Regions from separate parts of the Mus musculus genome. Here region 2 is linked to region 1. A link is a loop called in an ENCODE intact Hi-C map of the cell type or tissue named here. Cell type or tissue: left cerebral cortex. All regions are shown on one strand. Each heading gives the region's core, and the rest is flanking DNA. Links, peaks and the distances in the headings are about the cores only.

Evidence for each region. Hi-C counts contacts between places; a loop is a spot of excess contacts. Peaks named below come from ENCODE experiments on the same cell type or tissue, not always from the same donor. Only the 100,000 strongest peaks of a DNase experiment are listed, where the experiment ranks them.
Region 2: it touches region 1 in a loop (2.6-fold over the local background); 15 of 42 quality-filtered maps call a loop at or near these places.

Annotation. Positions count from the first base shown.
Region 1 is chr10:8,791,552-8,799,865 of GRCm38, reverse strand. The region is part of intron 4 of Sash1 (SAM and SH3 domain containing 1); the gene reads left to right. Among named protein-coding and RNA genes, the nearest start is that of Gm25410, 28 kb to the left of the region's middle. In left cerebral cortex, for the core only: CTCF peaks have their summits at 4,322 (motif pointing right) and 7,306 (motif pointing left); DNase peaks (open chromatin) are centred at 4,317 and 7,296.
Region 2 is chr10:8,968,945-8,977,258 of GRCm38, reverse strand. No RefSeq gene overlaps it. Among named protein-coding and RNA genes, the nearest start is that of Gm51794, 36 kb to the left of the region's middle. In left cerebral cortex, for the core only: a CTCF peak has its summit at 3,089; DNase peaks (open chromatin) are centred at 2,778, 3,102 and 4,285; H3K27ac peaks cover 343 bases.

The DNA.
Region 1 (8,314 bases), core at 227-8,226:
ATTACTCAAAAATAGCGATATTTTGAACCACATTTGCCCATGGGTAACAGAAACTTCAGGAAGCAAAAAACCCACATAGACAAGGGAGTACTGTGTCAGTTGCGTGGCCTTGGGTAGGTCCCTTAACTAAGCACCCGGGCCTTGGTACCTTCACCTGCGTACTTCTCAGGGTCCCCATGGGCCTGAAAGATGATGAGTTATGCATGCCAACCGCCCAGACCAGTGCTTTGTGAAAGTTTGTCTTCTGTTGCTTTCTTTTCATTGTGTTTGGTTGTTTTGTGTTTAGACAGAGCCCTGTCTTACTGTGCTGTAGCTCAGGTTACGATTCATGACCTTCCTGCCTCAGCCTCCGAGTACTCGGATTACCTGGGATGGACTACCATGACTGACTCTCACTCTGTCTCTCTCTGTCTGTTTCTCTCTCTCTTACTTCACTAACCAACTGTGTTTGTTATGAATATACCCTCAGGTTAATATACCCTCAGCACTGACAAATAGCTGCACATTCTCCTATAGCCAGGACCCTGTAGGGCAGAATTCCAAGACTGGTTGAGCTGGAATTCCTTCCTCTCTGCTACACCATCAAGTGTGATTCCCTTCCTTATGGTAACTGATGACTACTTAGGTATGCATCCTGTGTTTCAGACACAGTAGAGAAGGAGAGCAAAGGAAGAGGGTGTATATATTGAGATAGTTCTTTTAATCACACAAATGCTAACTTTCTTAAAACTACCAGAAAATTCTAGCGTTTCTTTCCTTCGTGAGGGGATACTTGATCTCCCTTAGCTGCAAGGGAGTCCAAGAAAATGTTTCACAGAGTACGCTGCCCACCCAGCCCAAATCATGACTCTATCTAGCAGGAAGAAAGAAAATGAGAAAAGTTATTGAGTTAGAAGGCAAGTTAATTTATTACCTTAGAGCAAGTTAATGAAATCTACTTGATTAATTGTGGACTCATGGAAGCTGTGTACTGGACTGTGATGTAGTTCCCTCATCAAGTAACACAGAACTTCATTATCTCTACCAAGCAAACAACAAGCCATCATTGACATCATTTTTATATGAAAATAATCGGTCATGATTCCTTTCTATATGATCTTACTTAAAATATTATGGGCCATCCAGTGTGTCATAAAGATGTTCTGAAGATTGATTGCTTCATTTGGAGGAACTGGAAAGGCATTTATCATAGATACTGGGTTGCATTCTGTTACTATCAATGATTATTACCAGCAAAGCTAGCATCCATGTATCCCTTTTTATAGTCACTTCTTTCTTAGTTCTGAACCATTGAGTCACAAATGAAGAAAAATAGGAGAGCTGGAGATGTAGCTCATCACTTGGTAGAGTGCTTGCCTACAGAGCATGCATAAGGCCCTTGGTACCTCCTCGAGCAATGTATTAAGCCCTATGTGATGGTGCATGCCTGCTATTCTAGCATTCAGAAGGTGAAGACAGAGGGATTGGAAGTTCAAGATCACCCTTGGCTAAACAGTAAGTTTGAGGCAGCCTTGCCTACATTCGAATCTGTCCAAGACAGGGAAACAGAGATACAAAGAGGAAGGGGGAAGAGACAGAAGAAAATAAGGGAAAAATATGGCCCATATGGAAAAGTAAGCCTCAGTGAGAGGCCCCTGGGAATTGAGGGACAACATGCCGATAAGGATATAAACAAACCTGTCCTGGATTTGGTTTTTGCATGTCTCTAACCCTTAACCTGAAACCATGTCACAAGGTGATTTCCTCCATCCTTCTGCCCGTAAGTCCTGGCCTTCATAAGCCTGTAGCCCGGACACAGTCGGGCCTCAGACTTCCACTGTGGATAGATGGCATTTGGCTGCTCGCCAGATGTGAAAGTTTTGCATTTCTGCCAGTGACCTGCCTGAATCATTAACTTGCAGGACAAGTTACTAGCTGGTGCATGAAAAGATGGACATCCGTTGAGTGCATCTCTGTGAAGGGTTTTCAGTTGCAGAAGGCTTGGAACTCTGCTTTTTGGCTTGGAGAACTTGTCCACCCCAGAGGTGCCAGAGAACCCAAGCTGAGAAGGCAAAGAACATTTTAAGAAGGTTTGAGAGAAGCATGAGTCAAAGCCGAGGAAGAAGAGCTACTGCTCTTCATCGGGTTTTTATTAAGTTAGTGCTTAGCATGTGTAGGCATGCGCTACGCACCATGCAGGTCATCTCCTTGTTTTCTGAATCCAGTGTCCTTTTGAGACATCTCATGAAAGGAGTAGCCTTACTTAAAGTGGTTTTGAGGATAATTAGAACCAAGGAAATTATGGAAAAGAGATGAGGTAGAAAAAGTTACAATTGTAAAAGGTCATAGATTGAGATTTCAAATGTCTTCCATGTGCGTTCAGCAGTTTCTGGGCCTAAGAATTTATGCCATGTGGTAACAGGACCTTGTCCTTTCTTTTCTGAGCTGTGATAAAATGCCTTACCAAAAGCAGCTTAGGGGAGAAAGGCTGTTTGTTTGTTTCACTTGTAATTCCAGGTTGCTGTCAGTCATTGCAGAAAAGCTAGTGTAAACACTCAAAGCAGCTTATCTAGATCACATGCAAGAGTAGAGGGAGAATAAGTTTATGCATACTTGTATAGAGCTATGTTTCTTTACTCCTACAGTGTAAGGCTCCCTGCCTAGGGAATGGTGCCACTCGTAGTGGGCTGAATCTTCACGGATCAGTGTATGTGTAATCAAGACAATCTCCCACAAACATGCACACAGGTCAACCTGATCTCCGTAGTCCTTCATTAAGACTGTTTATCCTTGGGTGATCCTAGGTTGTGCCAAGTTGACAATTAAAATTAACCATCCCAGATCTGTAAATAGCAGAATTAAAGAGTGGGTTGGTTGTACTGTTGTGACAACAATTATATTTCATAAACTTGAAAAGCCTGCCATTACTTGTAGAAAGTTAATGTGACATAATTGATGGATTCAAATAATTTTCTAGGAAATGTATCCATATTGAAAAAACTTCTCAGCCTTAGTAAAAAGAAATTAATATATACTGTTCTTTACCAAGCTAAATACTGGACTGGGAGACAGTAGGATATAAAAACTTTTAAAAAGTCTTTAAATTTTAGACACAGACACACACACACACACACACACACACACACACACACACACACACTGATACCCTCAGAGGCCAGAAGAAGGCGTGGGGTTCCCCAGAGTCACAGGTGGTGGTTGTCAGCTGCTTGATGTAGATGTTAGGGCCCTGATGCTGGACCTGTGAAGAGCAGCAAGCACTCTTACCAGTGAGCCATTGCTTCCACACACCCGACAATAAGATATAAACAAATGGAAATAATATCACGCCACAAATAAACCGAAGAACATTTGACTTCGCACTCCATCACCGAGTGTATGTTATGTTGGGATTCTAATAAGTCGCTTCTAGAAATGAGAAAAAGAAATAACTATGTCAAAATACTGGAGAGGAGTTGACATGAAAACAAATTAGCACTGAGACAGTTCAGTGACCAGAAATGGCTTAGTCTAGCGGAGGCGGTGTATGCCAGAGTTGTGTGCTGGAGCCGCAAAGGTGAGCTTTGTAGAATACGCTGGAGGCTTCAGTTTGCCTATGGCTCTGATGGATATTTACATAGGTGTCATTTACAAGGATATTCCCAAGGGGCAGGCACCACAGAAGGTGTTTCCATTTATGCACTCAGATCATCTACCAACAGCCTAGTAAGGTAGGAGCCATTTTACTATAGCTACTTTACCCAGCGTCATCAAGGTGTGAATATGCCTCTCCCCAAATCTGCTTGACTTCACAGCATGTGACTCTTATCCTGGGATGGGCTTGTTGCCTTGGATTTCACACTACACGAGGCGCCTTGATCATTTATGGAGGTGACTTTTTACTTTGTTAAGCAGAAAGCCAGAAACTACAGGCCAAAGCTGAGAATGGTGGCTTGTACCTACAGTCCCAGAAATCTGGGACCTGAAGGTTGCTGTGGATTTGACACCAGCATGGTCCACAGTGTGAGATGCTCTCTCAGACAAAACAAAAAGCCAGCAAGCTGAACTAAAGACAAGAAGAAGAAAGTTCTAGCTGAGAAAGGACTCTGAAATGAAAAACAAACAAAACATGTCTGAATAAGAGAGTGTTTTGACTGGGTTGATAAAATATGACTGGTGTTGCTGTTTGCAGTAGATGTTTATGGAGTTCTAAGACTCCGGGGGAGAATTACTCTCCCTCACAGTTGGAGAATTGACTGCACTGAGATGTGTGTGAAATGCAGACTTTCCACTAGGAAGGCCCACGGTTGGCCTCAAGCAAGAGACTTACGCAGGACTGAGCACTAGGGGGCGCCAGCCTCTGTCTCTTCCCAACCTTGAAAGTGAGCGTTTCCTTACTGCCCAGGCTTTCTGTCTCTGACCTCACTTCAGTCTTGTCCCTGCAGCTGGGTGACCTCTTGAGTTTTTATGGCAGGTAGTAGATGGTATTAGCTGAATATTGTTCCGTGTTTATTTCTATTAAATAGAGAAGAATGTTCACGAGATAAAAAATGGATTTGCTATCTTATGGGTAATATTCATTAGGCCAGGGGCGATGGCTCAGTTTGTATATTGTTTGCCTACCGTGATTATGGGGTGGGTGGCGCCTTCCTATAGTCTCAGTGCTTGGGAGATGGAGGCAGAAAAAAGGAGAAATTCAAAGCCAGTCTTCAGCCACATATCAAGTTAGAAGCCAGCCATGGGACACGAAACTCTGTCTCAGAAAATTTGCATATAGAAGTGGACACAAAGTCCCACTGCTAGCCAAGAAGCTATCATAGTTGATAACCAAAAAAAAAAAAAAAAAAAATCAGTTACTTTTGCCCAGTGGACTATATCAACCACACTGCAGTGCAGGCCCCATCCCTGGAGGGTAAAGAATATGACAAAATCGTGTATAAGTTCTCCAAGAATAAATAAAAACATTAAAAATACCATACATATCTAGTATGTATATATTACCAAGCACAATATCAATTATACTTACGTAGCTCACAAAAAGGAAATTGCTTTCTTTAAGATCAGTCAGCTGTTTTTAAGACAAGAGTCTAGCTGTATAGCCCAGGCTAGCCTTGAACTCTTGCCTCTGCCTTTCTAATGCTCAAAGTGTAGCCCCAAACTATCACACACCTAGCAAGGCTCTTTCTCAGCCTTACCACCATGTAGCACAGCTATGTCCCTTCTCTGTTTCCCGAGGAGCAGGTGACTAGCTTTGGGGGCACTTGGGCAGCCTGTGGTGATGCTGGATAATAACAGGAACAGCAAGATCCCCGATTCAAAATTCAGCAGGGAGAAAACTCGCGCCGAAGTTTTATATCCTGAGATTTAAGATTATTGTGCCATAAAAAAAAATCTCTGTAAGTACAGGTTTCAAGTAATGTATAACATATGTTGCTTTTTACAAATTAGGTTATAACTGCATTTGTGTGTGTGCACAGGTATGTTTGTTTGTTTAGTTACAGTGAAGCGTCACTAAGCCTGGCATGGGGTAAGTTTAGGACTTTCTTTGAACGTCGACATTTATTGTGCTTTTGCTAAGTGCTGGTCTCCACATGTGAAAGTGAGATGGGTTGTTTTTGCCTGGGTGCACCTTAGGATACTTAAATGTAGCTACAAGAAGAAATGAGTCGGACACACTGTGGTCATTCTCTTTCCTTCCGTCAGCAGACCAGAAGGTGTCTCCGCAACATCCCCGCAGCCAGCTCCTCAAGTATCCCCGAAACACTTGGTTCTCACGTATCCATGTATGATTAGATTTGGGATCGGGAAACAGCATCTCGAGTTCTCGAGAGCAACTCGGTCCATTAGTCGTGACAGAGCAGGGCCAGTCTATTCTAGTGCGCCCTTGAAGTCCATCTCTTAGACGCAAGTGTGGTAGGCTAGTCCTTCCTGTGTGCACAGGCAAGAGACATGGAGGGATGAGAGATGCTGCAAGGCGCTGGGCTTGGCAATCGCGCAGGACATTTCTTGATTTTGAAGGTTGAATTCTACAGAGGCTCAGGGAATACATTCTGACGTGTGTCTATTCATCCTTCCAGTGGGTGATCTAATGAGGATGTCTTCACTAATGCAAGAAACTCCATAGAAAGTAGGGTAGCCTGTGTACAGCCTGGGCTGAGAGTGACGCAGCACTCTAACTATAAACACTGACAAGTTTTAACTCCAGCCTGTATGTATAGGAGTACACTGTAGCTGTCTTCAGACACACCAGATCCCATTACAGATGGTTGTGAACCACCCTGTGGTTGCTGGGAATTGAACTCAGGACCTCTGGAAGAACAGTTGGTGCTCTTAACCACTTAGCCATCTCTCCAGCCCCCAGTCTCTCTGTATTATACTCCACTGTCTCTATTGTTTTATAATATGACTAATATCTATTAAGCTTTTGTCTGCAGCTCTGGTCTCACATATGCTCCTGGCTCCTTCTCTCACCTCTCCCCCACTTGATGCCACTGGCCCAAGGTAGACTCTTACTTCGCTTCCGCCCTGTGTTCTTCCGCCTCGCTGGGGTGTGAATGTCACAGCCACTCCTGCTCTACTTGAAGAAGGCTACCTCTTCAGGGAGGTCTCCTACACCTGTCCATACTCCTCCCCCCCCCATCCCCACCCCCACACTACCCCCCACTGACCCTGCAGCCCTTCCTGCCTCCTCACCCCAGCCCCAAAGCTGCAAAGCTTCACCTGTCTCCTTTAGCCAATCTCCCTGTGGCCCAGCGAGTGCCTGACTCACTGGGGTCTGAATTCGAATGGAAGAAAGGAAGGATGGTTGGAAATGCCTGGACGAAGGAATGACATGGTCCACGTTCTGAGGATATGCGCCCTTGATTTCTTTCTTTTCTTAATCCAATAATTCCTTAAATTAGGAATTTTCTTAAATGAGTTTTGTCTTTAGAAAACAGCCAAAGTAGTTTAGGTATCTTAAGGAGAAATGTTCACATATTAGCAATGTAGGGGGGGTCTTAACCATAGTTTAGAAAACACGTTCACTCTGACTTCCTGCTGGAGAATTAAGACAGGCTTGTCCTGGATTTGAACCCGGGACCGCTTGACCTGTAAACAAGAAATCACATCCCCAGACTTATTGAGACTAGGTGCAATACCTTCAGCTATGCAGGTCCAAATGCTCTGTCCAAATGCATATGGTGTCACTTTTCTCTCTTGAGCGGTGGTGAGCTGAGGAGCCTCACACTAGCCAGTCCGTGTGTTGTAAACTTGTGAAAAATTAAAAACAAAATTCCACGCTCTAGATCACCGCTGAAAGAAGAATCTACAGTGCCATCTTCAGGCCATCTGGGGCAATGCAGGAAGTGTGGGTATGGACAAACCAGAGGATAAAATTACCCAACATGCATGATAATTTGAAGAGAGTGAATGAAAGTAACAAAGTCTGTACTTTGGGGTAGAGCCTATGAGTAGATTTTGTAATGTCTGGGTAGCAGTGAGAACGAGCCTGTCCTTAATGGCAAATTTGTAAGCATTTTTATTTATGGGAGTGGACATTAGCATTTGTCTGACAGTATGGAAAGATGGCTTTGGGATAGAAAGGAGCTTTCGAAAATAGCAAAGATAGGATTGAAATGATTAATCTTCATTCTACCCAGAGAGAGAAAGGCATACATTTCAAAGACAGCCAGGCCACAGCAGGCCACTTGGTGTAATCCCTAGGGACTGCCAAGTGGCCACCAAGCAACAAGCTGTCCATCTACCTTCCCTCGTGGGGACCATCACTTCCTATAAAATCGGAATATACATCGAGTGATAGTTAAAAGTCACTTAATCCATTAAGATCTACTATTCTCTGTCTTCAGAGGAGTTAAAGATTTCTGCAGACCATTTGCCTGAGAACATATTTCTTTCGGTGTAAGAAAAAATGGCTGGGGAGTTCTGACCTCATTGGTGCTGGTTTTAAGCAGCACTGCAGATATCTCACGTAGTTGGTTCTTAGCAATGGTCAGTATCGTTCAGATCCTAGGAATTCACGAACAGCCCAAAGATGATCACTCTTTGAAAGATTCCCTTCCTCCATGTCCTGCCACATAGCCAGCCGATGGCTCAGTCTTGACAGTCTCTGTTGGTCTCATAATTTACCTGTGGTCATGAGCCTGCAGTTGTCCCTGCTTTTTTGACTTCTGGTGTGTATTATTGTGTCACGTTGTGACAAGGACCAGAGAGGAAACAAGAGAGAAAGATTTGTTTGGGCTCCTGCTTTGGCTTGTTTGGGGACTGAGGTAAGATGGAGGCACGGAGAGCAGGAGGCATGCGGTGAGAACAGTGCTTACGTCACAATGTCTGGTAAATG
Region 2 (8,314 bases), core at 28-8,027, 180 kb before region 1:
CGTATACCAAATGCAGTCTGTGAGTTCTGCTTAGGGTGTGGAAATAACAACTAGGCCCTTAGCATGTAAATCCATGATTTATTAGGAATTTCAATCATCCATTTCTGTTCTTATCCTCTAAAACAAAATACACCATTTGCTGATCACAGGGCCAATTCACATTCTAAAAGATATGGGTTAGGGTAAACATTTTTAATCCAATGGGAGTGAAAGGGCTGAAAACTTGCTATGCAAAGACATATGGCTTGTTTCCGTTCTTCACGAAGCTCAGTCGTTAAGAATTACATCTGAAGAGGACAGACTCAGTACATTCATTTTAGAGCATGTTTTTATGAGTAAAGACAGCAGTGGTACTAGCTGGTATTCCTCATATGTAGCTAGTAGAAGGAACCTGTCATGCCTGCCCCTCTACTTCAGACTCTCTATAGCCTCCTTGTGGCTCCTAGAATGTCCCTGTCTTGTGACAAGTTGGTCATGTCTTCCCCTACACACAGCTCACAGCACAATTCCAGTGGATGCTGTTAGTAACCTACTATGAGAACGGTATGTGATAAAATGGGGTGCCAAGGTGACTGGAGCTCAGAGCTGTGCTTGACTCCATGCCTAGAATGTTCTACCCTAGGTGGCTTCTGCCTACTCTAATTTCTTCAGGTTTTGTTCGAATATTTCATGTTTCACTGAGCTTCACCTTATGGCCTCTTTTGGAGTTTTACTCATCATCTTCCCATCTCAAAACTCCACATTCCTTGTTTCTATCTGTTGTTACCCTACAGTACTTGTTGCCGATCAAAGATCATACGAAAGTTTCCAATGATTTGGGTCATTGTATCGTACCCACCCCATTCCTAATACAGGAAGAAGTCTGTAAGAGAAGGGATGTTTGGAAGTTTTGCTTGGTGTATTTTCAAAACAAGAAAAGTATCCCAGACATACAGTGGATCCTCAATAAATTATTTGTTTAACACATCCACTCCACCCCCTTATCACAACTCTACACATTTTCTTGTTGTAGTTTGTCTCTAAAATGTCTCCCAAGGAATCATGGTTGAAGGCATGGTCTCCCAACTGGTGATACTAGCAAGCGGTGTATTGATCATGAGAACACTAACCAACCAATAGATTTTCCCTGAGAACACCTTAGATGAACAAACTATTGGCAAGCAGGGTCTGATTAGCAGAAGCAGACCTTTGGATGGTATACCTGTCTGAAGTTCCACGTTTCTTTCTTGCTCCTTTCCTGCCTCTGTCTCTGTCTCTGTCTCTCATCCTCCTCCCTCTCTCCCTTCTTTCCTGTTTCCCTTACCCTGCCCCGTCATTCTGTCTCTCTGCTTCCTGGCTGCCATAAGGCGAACAACTTTAGTCCACATTCTCTTTTTGTGTAAAAGTAGGGGCTTTTCCATGCCCACCCTTGTTCTGAATAATGACACAGAAACATTTATATTTATTAAAATCTTCAGGCACTGCAGCTGGGTAAATATTCAGCTATTCTCACCCAACAATGCTGGTCTGGCCTACTTTCCACACACACGGCCCGTTGCCTGCCATCTTCGTCTCTTCCTGGGCATCCTTCTTCATCTATGTGCCAGTGGTGACTCTCCTGGTCCCCACCTGAGACCCTCTCTCTCTATGCATGGAAGTTCTGCCTTTTACTTCCTGCCCTTGGCTGTTAATTGACAGGTGATGCTGTCACACAGTGCAGGAGAGCTTATCCCTACATTCTTGCTGGGATGGATGCTCTGCCTCGCCAAATGCCCACCACAATGGAGCCAGCCCACCATGGACTGAAACCTCTGAGACCATAAGCCGAAACGACTATTTCCTCCAAGTCATGTATGTCAGAAACCTTGCCATGGCTGAAGAGAGCAACTACCATACCTCCATTGTGAACTCTGCCTACATACCAGAGTGGTAGCAAGAAGTCAATAAGTCTGATCAAAAATATTTTTACATTCACTCTGGGAAATATTGTCATTCTATAACCAAATCAGTAGGCAGATTACAGGAAGCCGGAGAGGATCGTGGTCAGGTGGAAGCAGAGACAAAAGCTACAAATCTGCAGTTGCCAAGTAGTTGACTGGCCTATGAGTTTGTCATGCCATGTGGCTGCTTCAACTAGGGACATAAGACTTACGCATGCATGTGTCTCAGTCTATTGTGAGCTGCTAAAAGGCAGAATCACAGATCTCATAACTTTTAAAGGATGTAAGCTGATTGGCTTATAGTTCTTGGGGCTGAGGAGTCTGCCATAAGGTTTGTGTCTAGAGAATCTGTTCTTTCCCTCCAACTTGGTGCTTTTCACATCCTCCAGCAGGAACAAAGCCTGGATCCTCACCCTTCAGAAGGCAGGAAGGACGGGAGAGAGGAACACATTGGACCGAACTCACCTTTCTTTAACAGTGTCATAACATTATATCAGCATGCTTTGATAATATCCACGAAAGCCCATTATCCATTGTTAAGGTTCCCACCTTTTAATAAAGTTCATTAATGTCAATTCTATTCCAACCTGAGTTGGAATGAGGACAATAATTTGTGCTTGTGGCAGCTCTTATCATCAGGACCTGATTAAGTGAGCTTTGCATCAAGCCTTGGACTTGCCAATCCTAAGCAAAAAGTGTAGGTTTCCTCTCTAGGGAGCCGTGAGAGTTAAAGAACTGGGTGTGTTGGCATTTCCTAAAGCAAATGGTAGCATCCCCAGTGTGGTCCTGCCAGGAGTATATTATCCCAAGACACTTTCACTGTAGCATAGCTTTCTAGGTCTTGCCAGAGGGAGTAGCAGTGAAAACTGGCTCTCTCACATGGATTCAGTCCAGTGTTCGTTCTGCCATGAGTTGGCAGCTTCTAGCTAGTGAGAAACAACCAGGTAGATAGTATTGAGGAACATTTCCTAAAGTTGTCCTCTGGCCTCCACATGAAATGAACACACACACACACACACACACACACACACACACACACACACACACACAGAGAGAGAGAGAGAAAGAGAGAGAGAGAGAGAGAGAGAGAGAGAGGTTTAAATGACATACCCCACACACACACACCAAAGTCTTGGGCATTTGAATACTCCGTCTCCAGTTGGTGGTGCTATTGGAGTAGGTTTAGGACCTATAGTCTTGTTGAAGGACATATGTCATTGTGGTTAGGCTTTGAGGTTTCAAGAGCCATGTGCTACTCCCACTAAGCTCTCTGCTTCTGATGCCTGCTGCTCAAGATGTGTGCTCTCAGCTTGCTCCTCCAGTTTCAATATTTGCCTGCCACACTTCCCACCTACCACAGTGATGGACAGTGATCTTTTGGAAACCCAAAGAAACCCTTCTTCTTGTGTAGCCTTAGACATGGTACATTACAGAAATAGAAAAGTGATGAATTCAACATGTATTCACAAACAGCCTCACACACACACACACACACACACACTCGTATACATACATACACAAGCACAGCCCATATACACACACACAAATGTTATTACTCTGAGTGCTTTTTTTATACTTCATCCTAATTGCAAAAACCAACCTTCATTAATACTTCTGCCCAGACAAGATACCTAGGGAGCATCTTGATATCCAGCACATACTTCCATGCCTTGAGTCTCACACGAGTGCTCATACACACCCCAGATAGGAGGCAACAGGTGTCGGCTCCTAACCAGTGCTCATGCACTGGCCCTCAGACTGCCTCTGCATGACCTAGTTTCTCAAGCAGTTGAGAATTTCAGAGTTGAACCAGAGAAATATCCTTCAAAGGTTCTAACAGAATTTCTGTGACTCAAAGCCAAGGTACCTTTATTGTGTGCATTTTTCAGTCTCTGAGGATGAACCAGGGTTTCACTGAAGGGGGGGAGCACTCCGACACACATAGCCAGAGCTGGCCGTGCTCCCCACACAGTATAACATAAGTTGACATTTGGCCCAAGATTGCACTGCAGCTTTGGTTATCTGGGTTATGTGAAGGGTAACGTCAACTCCTCCTTGTTTTCGTGGAATAATTGCTAATGAATATAATCATGTTCCAATGTCATCTGTTTCATTTGCAAGTTGGCAGGGACAGAAAAAAGGCAGCTTTCTTTAGAAACGATTAAAACATGGTATTGGGATGAGATCACCAGCTTACAATTAAGTCATTATTTTCCCCTTACATTAATAAATTTCAGTGATGGAACCCAGGATCTTGTAGCTGGCTCCCCAGCCAAAGAAGATCAAGTGTTCAGCATGTGGGCTGCCTTCCCTGAGTTTTCGGCATACTTTCCCACACCCGGGCTGTGGTGCCTGACAGGCTCCGTGCACTACATGCACTGTGTGGGGCCTCTGTGGACCAAGGCAGCTTGCAGCACTGGCCAACTCAGAACTGAAGGCTTTGCAACCCAGAAGAGGGGAAAGAGATTTTTTATTATTATTTAAACTCCCTAGTTGCCTTTATTGTCACCTGATCTGCTCTGAGCTAGTAAGTGAAAGAGACATTCTTTAAAGAGGAAGAAAAGCTAATAATTTTGTGCTGGAGGAGGTATCCTCCAGCTGAGGTCAGAAAAAGTTATCTGTTGCAAACTCCTAAGGCAGATTTCGTCTCCCACGTGACTCATTTTGTCTTCCTCGTCACTGTCTCTTTAGTTAGGTTTTTTTTATCTCTTTTTCTCTCTTACAAATGAAACATTTCAAAGCATCCAGAGACCTATTTGTGGTAAGCTCAAAAAAAAAAAAAAAAAAAAAAAAAAAAAAAAGAAAGTCTGTAAAATATTTAAAGCCTATCTCAGGGAAAGAAATATCCCCTGGAATTAGAGCCGTCAGATTCTGGGTTCTTTGAAATTCTATCGCTCTATTAAAGATTATTGCTATCTCTCTCTCTGGCCTTAAGACAGAAAAATAATCGGAAGAGCCCAGAAATGAGAACTGAGGCCTGTCATCCCACCCATCCCTTTAGCCATTTGTCAGACACTGAACAAATCATTTAACCTAGATGAAGAGCTGGATCATGTCCACAGGGAACCCTCTCACAGTCTGAGCACTTCCAAGCAAGCAGACATGGACAAGTACTGTGAGCACCAATTTATGAGGGTGGACTTCTAGAACTTTCCTAAACATACATGCTTTGAGATGAAAACATGCAGACAAATGGCATCTCCCCCTACTTCTAAAACTTGAAATTTATAGTCCCTTTGAGTTATGTCTGAGGAAGCTATGAGACTATGCCCATTGTAAAGTCTCAGGGTGCATATCTATATTCTGCATAAATATTTAAACAGAAAGTTTAGAATGCCTCTCAGTCACCATAGAGGCAATAAGCTATAGCACTGTACAGCTTCATAAAGGAGGCAAGCCTTGTGGTTCAGAGAGTGGAGTTCTGGGAGCCACAGAGCTGGGATTTACGTCTCTGGCCTTGAGATATTGATTTGGCCTCCCCGTGCTTCAGTTTCATCTGTACACAGGCTAAGTCCAGTACCTACCATTTACAACTGTTGTAAGGACTTCAGTAAATCAGTGGTTCTCAGGATGTGAATCATGACCCCTCTAACAAACTTCTATCTCCAAAAATATTTACATTTTGATTCACTACAGTAGCAAAATTGCAGTTACGAAGTAGCAAAAAAATGATTGGGGGGGGGTGGACACCACCACACAAGGAACTGTATTAAATAGTTGCAACATTAGGGAGGTTGAGAACCAGTGCACTAGATAATAATCGATTGGAAACAACTCTCTCTCCATTATCAGCACATAAGTAGTCAAATATGTATTTAGGTATGACTTTCATGAGCTGAGAATTTGGTTGAAGATGAAGAACATTAGTTCCTTCTGTATGGACTGGCTACTTCATTAAACCTTCTAATAATTTTCTTTCTCTTTCTTCTTTATAGATTGGGAACTATGTTTTATGTATACATTTTTATGTGCAGGTGTGTGTGTGTGTGTGTGTGTACATGCTTGTGTGCGTTTGTGTGTAAGTGCATGTGCACATATGCATGTGCATGTATGTGTGTGCATTTTTGTGTACATGTGTGTGCATTTGTGCATGTGTGTGTGCGTGTGTGTGTGTGTGTGTGTGTGTATGTGTGTGTACAAGTATGTGTCTGTGGTCTAGAAATCAATCTCAAATAGTGTTCCTCATTATACTACCCACCAAGCTGAGTTACAATTTGTTACTCAGCTTGGAGCTTGCAGATACCACTAAGCTGACTAGCCAGCAGCTAAGCCTGAGGGATTCCCCCGTGTTACCTCTCCAACACTTAGATTACAAATGTGCACGCTCAGCTGTTTTTTGTTGTTGGTGTTGTTTTGTTTTGCATGGATTCTGGGGGTGAAGCTCAAATCTTCATGTTTGAGAGACAAGCACGTTATCAATTGAGCTATCTCCTCAGAACCAAGTTTGGTTTATGTCCCAAAGCCTTCTCCTTATAGAAAACACACTCATTTCATTTCACTCTCAGCATTTGGGTTTTATTAACTGTCAGTCTTCTTCAGTTGTGTTCCATGTTTGCACTCGGACGAGCTTACATCCTGATGGTTTTATTAGCCTTCTCTGTTTTACCTAAATCTAGTCTTCGGCTCAGTTTTAAGAGACCATTTTTCTTTTGTCAGTAACTGGCTGAAATCAAGTCCTTATGATTCAGAGGGGGCAGAAAGGGTGGGAAAATATGTGAATGACTTCTCCAGTGTGGTGGGAACCTGGAGGGAGCACTCTTTGGGGAAGCCAAAAAGGCAGAGTTCCGTTTTACTTTTTTCTTGGCAACATAGTCTCTGAGAGTCTGATTGTCTTTGGACTCCCTGTTTTGGGAGCACAGAATTGGCCTGGGAACATGTTCATGCCCAAGCCATTTCAAAGGCTCTCTTCAAACAACAAGGACTCTGATTTCTAGTTCTCAGTCTTTCTCGGGGTAAAATAAAATGTGAAGGTGCATCTGTCCCAAGTCCCTGTCATTTGTCCCTCATGCCCCATTATTTGTTATGATTTTCACAGAGACTGTTCTTATCATTGGCAGCATGATTTACAGGTTCAAGGATCGCCTCAAAAGCTGATTAATATTCCCTCTAGATTATCAGTTTACCACTGAAATATATATATACTGCATTTTACTCTGATCTAGATTGATTAATCTATCTATCTATCTATCTATCTATCTATCTATCTATGTATCATCTGTCTATCTATCTATCGATCTGTCTATCTATCTATCAATCATCTATCATCTATCTGTCTGTCCATCCTATCTATATTTTGGTAGAAATTTCCAGGGATGCTTTAATATGCTATTAGATCATCTACAGCTTTACACTGTTTTTAGTATTGTCTTTTTCCTCCCACTGACCAGCTCAAAACAAAAAAAAGGAAAAATAATGGCAATGAGCTGGTGCTATATGCTGTAAAACCTCTAAGTGCTCTGGTCTGTTGGCACCCAGTATGCAGTGGTGTTATTTTTAGCCTTACTAATGGTATGACCCCCATATGTTGGCCACCCTGTTGAAACAGGATGTTGCAGTTGGCAGATCTTATGGGAGAGTTGAAATTGGATGTGATTGAGAGGATTGGAATCCTGCTGGAAAGCTGGCTCTGAACTTCAGCTCTGTAGTCATGATAGCCATTGTTGAGATTTGTCACCAACTAGTCCCTGTGAAGCATGTAGAGGTGACTAGCAGTCTTAGTTTAAGAAACAAGAGAGGAAGCCAGACCATCAGAGTTAAATCAAATACACTTTTCCAAAGTGGGCTGTGCAGGGAGACTCGCCTCAAGGCCACATGAGAGACCCATAGACTCATTACTTATTTAAGACCCGAAGCCTCTTCTGTGACAACCACAGCAGTCTCAGAGGCCCCAGCCTCCCCCTAGCCATCTCCTCATTTGCTAACCCAAGACTATTCTCAGAATTCCCGAAAGTTCTCTGAGACAAGGCTGGAACACTTACAGATAGGCCAGGTAAAGGACAGAGGATGGCATAGGCTATGGATGCCACCCTCCACTCAGAGCTCATCTCCTCCCCTCTTCCTAGCTCTGATCCAGCATTCCGACTGCCTGCAAGCCAAACATCACCACCCACTGCTTTCTGGTTCTCGTCCACAAAAAGCCTGTTGACACTAGAGAATAACTTTCTACCATGCAGGGAAGCTGTCTTTACTCATAGGGCATGGCTTTTCCCATGACCTCTCACGATAACCCTATCAGAACACTGTGTTGCTAAATGGATGGGTAAACGCAGTGTCAGGAAATTATTTTACTGGTTATTATAATAATAATATTGGTTGGACAAGTGTGCTTAGGTGTGAAGAGACTGCTTGAGGTCTTTGCTATGGTACAGAATGAGCAAGACAATGTTCAAGAGCCA